2 separate regions of the Homo sapiens genome follow, and region 1 is linked to region 2. Evidence: chromatin contacts called from ENCODE Hi-C or POLR2A ChIA-PET data. All regions are on one chromosome and are shown on one strand. Each heading gives the region's core, a stretch centred on a gene start or an enhancer-like site at or near the end of the contact. The rest is flanking DNA. Distances are from core to core; before and after follow the strand shown.

What was found. A loop is a pair of places that touch in the nucleus more often than their neighbours do. ChIA-PET counts read pairs that join two places held with the same protein, here RNA polymerase II (POLR2A). Pooled maps may share reads with other maps.
Region 1: a loop to region 2 is called in a map of ascending aorta, with 4 times the contacts of the local background. The contact joins two enhancer-like sites. A Hi-C loop is called at or near these places in 4 of 168 maps with a recorded cell type or tissue (aorta, ascending aorta and chondrocyte) and 3 of 50 pooled maps. POLR2A ChIA-PET finds 5 or more read pairs at or near these places in 1 of 52 experiments (BJ).

What each region holds. Positions count from the first base shown.
Region 1 is chr21:28,803,972-28,810,052 of GRCh38, reverse strand. It overlaps a transcript of HEMK2 not described here. Among named protein-coding and RNA genes, the nearest start is that of HEMK2, 78 kb to the left of the region's middle. Within about 2 kb of position 3,937, at least 4 of the 41 ENCODE cell types and tissues checked have a DNase peak (open chromatin) inside an H3K27ac peak, as active enhancers do; they include ascending aorta, where a contact is called at or near this core.
Region 2 is chr21:28,767,870-28,773,646 of GRCh38, reverse strand. It overlaps a transcript of HEMK2 not described here. Among named protein-coding and RNA genes, the nearest start is that of HEMK2, 110 kb to the left of the region's middle. Within about 2 kb of position 1,751, at least 3 of the 41 ENCODE cell types and tissues checked have a DNase peak (open chromatin) inside an H3K27ac peak, as active enhancers do; they include ascending aorta, where a contact is called at or near this core.

The sequences.
Region 1 (6,081 bases), core at 2,688-5,187, 34 kb before region 2:
GCCATGGAGGCTCCAGGCATTCAGACTAGTATGGTTTTGTTTTATACTATTTCAATAGCCTTGTAGACCATGACATTATATAGCAGAGTAAGGCAGTGAGAGAATACAAGGAAATTTGTGCCCAGAAATGGATAACCTTACAAGGTTTGGATCAACTGCTACTCATTCCTTGAAGCATTTCCTTGTGTATTTTAAAGGTGATACTCCCTTTGGATGGCATCAAGATAGATACAACTGTCTATGAATTCTACTCTGTAATTAATATATTTATTGTGAGTTTTTAGCACTATATATCAAAGCATTTTAAAAAGCATTAGAATTCAAGATTTTTTTTATCTTGGAACATTTCATCCACATAGCAGAAATTGCTTCCTCATTTCTGAATGTTAACTATGTATCAGCCTTATATTAAGCCATTCTTATAGGATTAGACATGGGAACTTCCAGCTGTTGCATTTTAAATGAAGTTAGTAGCCTGTCCTCAAGAACATTAATTATTTATTTGGCTTTGCAAAAACACTGATATGGGAAAACTGTTCAGCTCTTACATGAACTGTTAGCTGTACAAGTATTTATACATATTATCTCCTCTCAGAGCTCAACCTTTCTTTGGCTATGGTCTAGTTGGAAGATTTCCTCTTGTAATTCTTCACTACTTAAAAACCTTTACATAAGTAGACCATAAAATCCAAACTCAGTAGCCGATCATTTGAGACCTTCTGTTATTATGTTACTGATACATAACAATATGATTTGTTCTCTGCCTCTATATTTGGAACTTGTTTTGTTAATTTCTCCCTCTACCTTTGCTTACTTTATGCCTCTATCTTTCCTACCACTAATTTGACTGTCTAAACTTTCTTCAAAGGCTAGCTTAGATATCTTGATCTCCAAAAGTTTTCTTCAGTTTATACTACTAATCAGCAATCCCTCTCATTATTTGAAATTATGATGAATATGTCACCTCTATAGAGCAATTGTGAATTTCTCTAGCACAATTCATTAAAGACAAAATTTTATTTTGCTTTATTGCCACTCTTTTTGCACAAACTAGCAAAAGTAAAATTTGATGACTGAAATGACAGTTTTAATCTGTTGTTCTTGAGTGCTTTGAAAAATGAGTTATCTTGATGAACATTAATAATACCATTCTCTTAATTAAAACTATTAAATTTGAATAAGTTGAAATGCATTTTGTTAAATACTAATATAAAGAGCAGACAGGAAAAAGTAAAATTGTCTTTATTAGCAAATGACATGGTTGTTTACATAAATAGTTCTAAGAGTTCTACAACCACTAGAACTCATAAGTGAATTTAGCAAAATCACGGTATACAAGGTTAATGTAAAAGATCAATTTTATTTCATATACTAGCAGTACATAATTGAAAAATGAAATAAAAACAACTGCATTTATAATAACATAAAGATATAATGTATTTATAAATAAATATATAAGCTCTCTACACTGAAAACCACAAAGCAATGCCAAGGGAAATTAAACAAGACCCAAATAAAAGGAGATATACCATGTTCATGGATTGAAACATTCAATATTGTTGAGATGTTATTTCTCATCAAATTGATCTACTGATTCAATGCAATCCTCGTCATGTTTCCAGTAGGCTTTTTTTTTTTTTTGGAAGGGTAGAATTTGACAAAGGAATTAAAAAATATATGGAAATGCAAGGGATCTAGAACATTTCAAAAATATTGGAAAAGAAGAAGAAAGTTGGATGAATTACATTACATTACCTGACTTCAAGACTTACTATAAAGTTGGAGCAAGCAAGGTAATGTGGTCCTGAAATGAGTTTGAAAATCAAACATCACTGGAACAGTACTCCTCATGGGAGTTTTTGTTGAGATGTTTGCCCTTGTCCCTGTCCATGCAGCCCAATTTAGATTCTGCCCTTTTGTTGGGGCCCATGACTTCTCTGCTGTCATCATCTTCCTTGTGTCTCCTCTCTCTTCATCTTGGGGGCAATCTTGTTTCAAGGTTTTGGGGGAGGCACTTGCTCTAGCTCTCTGTTTCTCTCAAACATTCTTTATAAACCTAAACTTTTCTTAGCATCCCAGAAAGACCCAGCTGATGGAAATTCATTCTAGAAGACTCTTTCACATCACCTCCTGTAATTAAGAACACAGAAAGACTGGCTGAGTGGGAAAATGGAGGGGATGGATGGGAAAAAAATTAATCATTAGTTTTCCTGAATTTTCACAGGTATTTAGTTTTACAGGATTTAGCTGGTCAGGATATTTCTTCTTTCTCTTCTAGTATAGCAGATGCTGTGGTATGCCATCCAGATCTTTTTTCTGAACCAAGGTACTTATTACCTTAGCTGTTGAAAAATTTGGAGGCTGATGGCTCTCCACTAAGGACTCTCTCCAGGAATTGCTCTCTGCCAAAAAGAACCATGTCAGCCAAGGCCACATTCCCTTATCAGGGATGACCTGCACTCACTAACTGGTCAGTGGAGTGGGGGTAAAGATGACTCAAGATAGGGGCCCTCACAGCTCCAGAGTTCTTTGTAGGATGAACTGAGGTCCCTATGGTGACTGCATTGCAGTTCAGCTTCTCCCTCTGTCTGTGGATGTTGATTCTGAGGGCAATCCCTGATAACAATTCTGCATGCTAATCTCCACCTCAGAATGTGTCTCCCAGGAAACTGACCTGGACGTAGAATTTAGAGGACACACAGATGGATTGGATATGGTGGGTAGGCAGGAAGGAATTAGGATGACTCCCGGGTTTTTCTTTAAATAACTTAGTAGATGGTGATGTCTTTACTTAGATGCAGTAGACTAGGGGAAGTATGGGCAGGCAATGAATTCAAAGTCCTGCTTTGGTTGTGCTAATTTTCAGATGCTATTAGGCAAGAGAAGCTACCCATCGGGTGGTTGCAGATTTGATTCTGGAGCTCGGGAAGTGGTAATGATGGTAGATAATACCTTTGGAAGTCATATGATATAAATGGCATTTAAAGTCCTGTGCTGAATAAATTCACTTAAGCAGGAACCTCAGTTTAGTTGTGCCTGCCTCTGACATTTTCCAGCTGAAAGTACCTTCAAGGGCTCTATATTTGTTTCCTAGAGCTGCCATAAAGAAGTGCCACAAACTGAGTTGCTTAAGAACAGCAGAAATTTAGTCTCACAGTTATGGAGGCTAGAGGTCTGAAATCAAGGGGTTAGTAAGGCCATGGTCACTCTGAAGCATCTGGGTAGCATCCTTCCTTGTCCTTTCCTAGCTTTTGGTGAACCCAGGCATTCTTTGGTGCGTGGCAGCATAATTTGAATCTCTTCTTCCATTTTCATTCGTCCATCTTCTCCCTGGATGTCTCTTCACATAACCTTTTCTCTCTGCATGTCTATGTCTGTCCCATTTTCCCTTTTTAATTTTATTTTCTTGTCTTTTGCAGACCAGGAAAGATGCACCAGCCAGGCAGTCCAGCCTCTGTGGGACTGCCCAATACCTCCTTTTTACAAGTCCACCAGTCATATTGGATTAGAATTCATTCATGACCTCATCTTAACTAATTTCATCTATAATTACCCTATTTCTAAATAAGGTGGCATTCTGAGTTACTGGAGGTTAGGATTTCAACATATTTTTTTTGAGAGAGCACAGTTTAATCCGTATCAGGTTCATACAAGGATTTTCTACCAAGTTTACTGAGTTAAAAGAATATCCTTAAGTTACAGTCATGTTACATATGGCATATGACATTTTACATGAACCAGCATATTAAATTCATTAAACTATTGCCTTGTAGATTTATTCTGAATAACTAAAAGCCCACAATTCCATAATTATCTGTCGTGACAACATTTCCCTTAGAAAGTAGGTGCAGAACACTTCAGAGGCATCACAGGCTGATCAGGCAGTCATGTGGGGGCACTGGAGACGTAATTCCTGGAAAACACACTCAGATTCCATGAATACGGTACTTTACCAAATTTGTATATAATAGTTGAACAGCTGACTCATGTTTCTGGATTTTTGGAAAACAGACACTATGCCATGGGACATACTGATGAGTGTACTCAAAAACAAACAAGGGAAAAGAAATCACAAAACTGCTGAAAAATCAGAGTAGGCGGAAACACTATGTACTGGCTGAGTTTTTGGACAATCTCAATTTCAACTTTCCTTCAAGGTTTTGCTTGTTTCAGTGTTACATCATTTTTCACAGTTGTAGACTTTTAAAACATGTAGCACCTATAAATACATTAGTTTCAGAGAAAAGAAAGCAGAACTTTTAAATAAAACAATGTAAAGTCGTACAGAAGCATCTACCCAGCCGAAAGAATCAGGGATTCAAAGTCAGAGACTTTTAAAGCATGTAGCACCTATAAATACACTAGTTTCGGAGAAAAAAAAAGCACAGCTTTTAAATAAAACAATGTAAAGTCGTACAGAAGCATCTACCCAGTTGAAAGAATCAGGGACTCAAAACATACTCTGATACTGCTTTGTTTGAGAAGCTACTGAGCTGACGGCAGCCTCCAAATTTCTGACAAGTTGTGTCGATTAGGAATAGCTTGTTGTAATTCCCAAACATTTTGGTTTCAATCAACTCTTTTTACTTTATAGAGGTATGGTTTGAGACAATTAGAAAATAGGATGTGATTCTCATTAGTTTGTCTTCCTGCTCAAGTTGCAATGCAAAATTTTATCATATAATAACCAATAATATAATTCAAGAGCCTATACAGTGCTGGATTTTATGGGCGGGTGGTGGGAGGGAAAACAGGCAGTGAGAAGCTAGAACTGCTATAGATGGGGAACTGAAGCCACTATTTCAGTCAGAGTGCAAATGGAGTTTTACTGGGATTTGGCATGGCCCAGTGATAAAGTCGGCTTTATAGCCAACCTACTTGAGATTGAATATCCAGCTCTCCCTGTGTCATCTGGGTGCCCTGATAAATTGTTTAATTCTCACAGTTGCCTTGCTTCTGCAAGACAGAAACAAGGAAAATAATTTTACAACATTGCAATGAAGAGTACATTTTGTTAAAACACAGATTCCTGGGCCCCAATCTAGCCCAACTGAATCAGAATTTTCAGGGGTGGGGCCTGGTAAGCTGTATATTTAATGACAACCCAGGTTTCTGTAGATTTAAGAAACTCTCAGGGTACTTTGAGAAACATGAATTACAAACAGTATGCAAAGTGTCTAGAATAGGGTATGTAGTGTAATTGTCACTCAATGAATGCTGCTTTTCTTCCCAGCCCTTTTGATATTGTGTGTGCAGGAATGAAAGAAATGTGCACATGCCATGTGGCCCGTCTAATGTTAGATTATCAAGTGTTCTGAGTGATGAAGCTTTTGGATAGGATTTTGGTTTATGATCCATCAGCCTACCAAGTGCCATTGTCTCTTTACCACAGGGTAGATCATTTTAGGGTCATATGTATTACCTTTAAAAATGATTTCAATGTGTATTTATTTATTATTTTATTTTATTTTTAAGTTATTTGTAGAGATGGGGTCTCCCTATGTTGCCCAGGCTGGTCTTGAACTCCTGGGCTCAAACGATCCTCTTGCCTCAGCCTCCCAAAGTGCTGAGATTACAGGCGTGAGCCACTGTGCCCGGCCTCAACATTTAATTATATGAGATATTCAAACTGATTGCTGGAATTTTTCTGTTGACAGCTAAAAAGAAAATCTGGCTGTTCTTGTCTTTATTTTGAATTACAAAATGTTCAAGTCTTGTTTTGCATTTTTTGAAGTAATGGAGCAATGGTAGATAAACATAAGCAGTACCAAAGTCACAGATAGTAACTCTTGGGCTAGTTGGAACAGCACAGAAAATCAAGTAAATTTGTCTGAACTTCCTGATTCTAGAAGAGATGGGAAAAAGGTTTTTCATAAGAAGATAGCCTTTATCTTTTGGAGATAAAGCTAATAAATACCATATGTTAATTGAACAAGATTATTTAGAATGTTGGCTTCATTTTTTAGATACTGATAGAGTACTTGTGCTTCATTTCTTCATTCCAAAACAATTGTCAGTATGAATTTCCTGAGGAATATGCTACAGTCATTTTGGAAGAAATTCTGTTAGCAGTACAGTGTT
Region 2 (5,777 bases), core at 502-3,001:
ATTATTTATGGGATCTCAGTGGCACATCGTGTATATTTAAAATGCAATTACTAGGAGAGTACCTGTTTCTCTTGGAAACAAACTACTTGCCTGCTCAAGTCACATTCTAGGTCAATATTTTCTGTTAAACAATCTTTTCAATCTTTTAGATATTAAAAGAGAGAATCTTCTATTAATATGTTTCTACATTTGTTCATATGAAGTCAGTTCTGTGTCTTTACTGAGCTCTGTATTTCTAGTTGTTAAAGATGCCTAGTATGTATTAGGTGTTTAAATGTCATTAGTTGATAATGAGAGTTGCCGAGTGAGAGAGTGTCAAGGAGTTTTGAAATGAAGTAAATACAGAAGATCCTACTTTAATTAATTATTAGCTAGCTTGCCTGCAATCAGCCAAACCAGGCCAAATATTCAGTGCATTATTCACCTACTTGGACTGTGGTATTTGGTGTGGTCCCAATCTGAGACTATATTTGCATCAGAAAATGTTTTGTTCATATCCTGGCACCAATGGAAACAAAATTAAGTCTAGAGCAGGAGAGGCACTAGAGCTACCTGTTCTAAGAGATTGAGGCTTGGGTCTCATGTAATTATTAAAATGAGCAAACCGCTTCAAACAAACCAAAAGAACAAACTTGAAGCAATTTTTATTTGATAAAACTCATATGATTACATGTAATTTAATCAATCGTTATTGGATGCTAATTCCAGACACCCTATCAGTTTCCTCAGATGCAAAATGAATAACATGCTGTCTTTCCCACTGAAGGTACTTTAATTACTTTAATTAAAGAAGAAAGACAGAGACAAATATAATGTAGAGCAAAATGATTGTTACATATGCCTAGTGAATACAGAAGCAATATGGTTGGGAGCAGAGAAGCACATTTGGTTAATGCTGATGTGGGAGTCAGGAACAGATTAATGGAGGAATTGGTATCTGAATTAGCTTTTGAGTGATAAGGAAAATTTTGAGAGAATGTAAAAGGGATAAAAGATATCCCAAGCTTAAAGAAGTCAATGAGCAAAACTTGCCAAAACGCTATAATTTGAAAATACATTAAATGAGGCAATACTTATAACTTATTCCATATTTTTCTTTAATGTGAAGCAATTAAGAGCATTCTAAGGTATAAATAACCTTTACCCAGAATTGGATAAAATGTGGAATGCTTTTCAGAGAAATGCATGTGACCATTAATAAATCTTACGGCATTAAGACAGTATAATGAGCTGCCAAAACCAGAGACCAGCCAGGCAATACTTTAAACAAGTTGGTCTTGCTCTTATAATAATATTTTAAAGGCCAATTAAAATATTTTGTTCACTTGATTGCATGCTTTCAAAGTTTACATGTGAGTCCTGTAATGTAAACAAAGATGTTCTCCACTAAAGTTGCCTTATCATTCTTTGACTTTTAGGACTTTCCCAACATAGGCATGGTTGAAACATAGGTTTTAGTACTGAAGCCCATGGGATTTGTCTTCTGACTAATTAGGCTTTGATTTCAGAACCACAGACGATGCATTTTCTCCACATTGTCTCTTCTGTTCCTGCAAACCCCAGAGAACATGCTGTATGAGTGTGATGGAAATAATTTCACTTTCTCTGACTTATGATTAGTGAAGAGGATTTCAGGCTGGCATCAAGTTACAGGTTTGTTGTCTTCATTTTTTTTTTTCTTTTAAGATTTCTCATAGAAATGGTATGTTCCAGGGTAACCACTCTCCTCACCCCTAGCCCCTTTCTTGGGACAGGATTCCAGGAAGCAGTGGTAGTAAGCAGGATTGGATGTGTAAGTGGCAGACGACTGGCTTGTTTGGTCACTGTTCCCAAAATAGTGTTCACAGAGGATTTTGTTCCAAGCAGGGTGCTATTTCTCAGGAGATTTTTTGAATGTCAGTTTTTCCTTCAGTCACACTCCCCTTGCTTCCTAAAAGGACCTTGGAAAGTCATAGTAAAAGATTAACCTAAAACAAGACTGTTAAAATGGACACAGAGAATTAAAATCCAAAGAGAAGAATGGGTAGGGGAGAGGAAAATATGGCAACTAAACCAAACCCCTAGAGGTGGTGTTTGGATCACAGCACTGTGGACATTTTGGAGTAGGCAATTCTTTGGCGGGGGGGGGTGGTGCATCTTGTGCATTATGGAATTTTTCACGGCACCCCTAGCCTGTACCCACTAGGTGCCAGTAGCAGTCCCCAGTTGTGACAACCAAACATGTCTCTGGGCATTACCAAATGTCTCCTGGTCAGGGTGGTGGGAGAGTGATGCAAATAACCTCTGGTTGAGAACATTTGACCTAGATTTAATATGAAAATATCTGACTTTATACTTCCAAATCATCTCTCCCTGAATCGTAACTCCAGAGAGTATAAATTCCAATATTGTAATATTAGTACTTGGCCATCATAAGTCCTGTTCACAGAGCACAGTGGTGACCTCAAACTGGGATTCAAACCTTGGCTTGCCACTTGCTATTTGTGTGGTCACTGTGTCTCAATATCCTTGCCTATAAAATGGGAGTAACAGTTGTTTGTGAGGATTAATTGATGTAATGTTTCTGAAGTACTTATCACAGTGTCTGGCATGAAGTAACTGCTCTATAAATTCCAGTAAGTTGCGCGTGTGTGTGTGTGTTTTAATCTTATTTCTCCATCCAGAGTCATGGCTAGAATAAGGAAGAGAGACAGCATTTGGTACTGACTCACAGTGGAGAAAGAGGTAGAGAATTGTAGCATGATGCTACTCAGGAGATATTCTAAGAGGAGTCTGATCTAGGTGCTCAGTGTGTAGGTCAGTTTGATGCTGCTATGAGAGAATACCACAGACCAAGCAATTTATAACAAAGATAAATGTGTTTGGCTCATGGTTCTGGAGGCTAGAAAGTCAAGGTGTCAGCATCTGGCAAGAGCCTTCTTGCTGTGTGATCTCATGGTGGAAGGTGAGAGCGAGTGAGAGAGAGAGAGAGAGAGCTGAACTTGCTTTTATAACAAGCCCACTCTTGAGATAATTAATTCACTCCCACAATAATGACATTAATCCATACATGATGACAGAGCCCTCGTGACTTAATCACCTCTCATTAGGCCCCACCTCCCAACACTGTTGCATTGGAGATTAAGTTTCTAACACACAAACTTTGGGGGACACATTCAAATGACAGCACTTGGAAAGGTCTCAGTATCATAAAGATACTGGACATATCCTTGGGAAGCCTCATTCCCCATCCTCTTCCCTTCACTTGGAAACAAGTTGAATTGAATGGTAAGGAAAACCTAAGAAGAGCCCAGAGGGAAGAAAGTAAAGGGGCTTGATTACACTAGGTGGCCATGGGGTATAGAGAAGAGGAAAAATCCTAAAGGAAAGGGTTTCTTCCTACCAACTCTTAACACGGTGACCTGTTGAGGAGTCAGGATGTGGGTGAGGATTTGTGGGATGCACAAGAGCAGAGAAGCAATCCCCAAACTCTACTTCCTTGTGAAATCTTTTGTGAGATGGAAAATACAACTTACAAATTCAACGTCACAAAAGCCTTGCTTTAGGGAAGGCAAATAAAAATCATTTATTGATGGTGCATTCTGCAGAAAAAATTCAGCTCTCAGACAGTAACTACTATTGCCTTAGAAGTACTGCCCCACAATGCTGAGGGTGCTGGCTGATGACTTTGAGGCATTCAAATTGAATTATGATGTAATTCATTAGCCCAAAGGCAGGAAATGTCTAGTCAAAATGTGACCCTTGTAAGCAATTGAGTCAGTACAAACTATTGCTTACAAAGGAAGCCCATTTAGAAATTATTCAGAATAAGAAAGCTTTAGAGTTAGAAAGCTTTGAATTCTTGTCCTGGGAACTGGACAGCTAAAACTTTCCAAGATAACCTAGATAACTTTAGTATGTGCAGGCTTTTCCCTGTAGGACAAGAAAGCTTACACTTTGTAGATTTGGTTAAGAAAAATTTCAGTTCACTGGTTCCCTTTTGAGTCATTATAAGCAAGTGAGAGAGAAAAAGGGGCTCTGTTTCAATGGGAAATACTTAAATTCAGAGGGATTAAAATATCTATGATTATTTTATATCACCCTCAAGAGAATCCACAACCTTACTTTAATAATAACCTAGAAAATTTACATCTGGAGTAGAAAAGACAGTGAAGTCCAAATATGGGTCTCCCAGGGCATATATCTGCTGCTATTAGGAACCAAGTATCTGGATTCATTATGCTTTGCTGAAGGTTCTGGTAGGATCTTTGACGTTCATTTTGGGGGAGAAAACAAAGACCTCCCTTATGCTACTGAGCTGAGAGGTAAATTCCAAACCGTATAAGTTAGCTATCTGACAGCCCAGCGCACAAATTTTGCAATAGAAAAAATACTTACACATCATCTAGGGGTAATGCCAGAAGCTTCTGGGTAGAGATTGGGTCTTGTTTTGAAACCTGGGGGTCCCAGGTGGGCCTAAGATCCCTGACATCTGGAGAGATCTCCTGTCAGCTAGTAGACCAGTCAGGATCCTTGCCAGTTTGTAAAATTCAACTGGACCTCTGTTTGTTTGCCAGGGCTGCTATAACAAAATACCAACAGTCTAAATGGCTTAAACAACACAAATTTATTTTTTCACCATTCTGGAGGCTAGAAGTCCAAGATTAAGATGTTGGCTGGTTAGCTCTCTCCTGAGGTCTCTCTGCTTGGCTTGCAGATGGCCATATTCTTGCTGTGTCCTCACATAGCCTTTTCTCTGTGCATGCTCACCCCTGGTGTTTCTTCTTTGTGTAAGGACAGCAGTCCTATTAGGTTTGGGGCCCACCCTTATGACCTCATTTAATTTATTACCTTTTTAAAGATCCTGTGTCCAAATATAGTCACATCAGAGGTTAGGGCTTCAACATATGACTTTTAGGGGGTCAAAATTTAGTCCATAACAGGACCTTAGAGCAATGACCTTCAATCCATCAAGAAACTGGAGGGAAAGGAACTCATCTCACTGACCATGAGATGCTCCATTGGTTGTACTCTAGAGGAGACCGACGAGGATCTGCCTCTTCCTTCTTGTTCCCTATCCAGGAGTGGGTGGTAGGCTGAACATGAGGAGAAGGGTACTTCTTGGATGAAAGTTGAGGAAAGGGAGAATAAGGTCTGATTTCCTCTGAATTGAGTGTGGGATGATGGAGATCTGAAATGAAAAAGAATGGGTATTTCCATACGGGAACACTCACAGGAAATCCTTTATCTCTTTGGCCAATCCATGAAATAAGGTGAGCACAAACTGAGTGGACACTCTGCAAGTGGCTGGATGCTGCATGCTACACAGTAAGAATCCCCAGTATTCTGTGTCTGTGGTGGGGAAGAAGTAGAATGTATCCTTTGGACAAGCTTCAAGAGTTAGGTTAGGTAGAGGATGGCCTTTTGCTTCCACCAACCTCCAGTGGTCTCCATGGCATGATGCGTGGCTCACAGAGGGGAAGCCCAGGGTAAGAGAAGTGCATCCTGTTTGGGCAGAGGAGTAACATCTCTGCAAGGAGACTACCTCTAGCTGTGAGAGATCTCAGCCTCTCAGAGATATAATGAAAGAGAGACCCTCTTCTAACTCTTTCTCACACTTTCCCGACACCCTGATTCCTTGCTCCTCATCCATAGAGGACGCATATGGACCCGAATAACTAACAATCACGTTGGAGGCTGAAACAAAAAAAGGGGGGTCGCTGGAGGGGCACATAGAAAAGCTAAAGGGACTGTGGGGTCCTGTGAGAGGAGAGTTCTCACAGGACTTGCCAGCCATG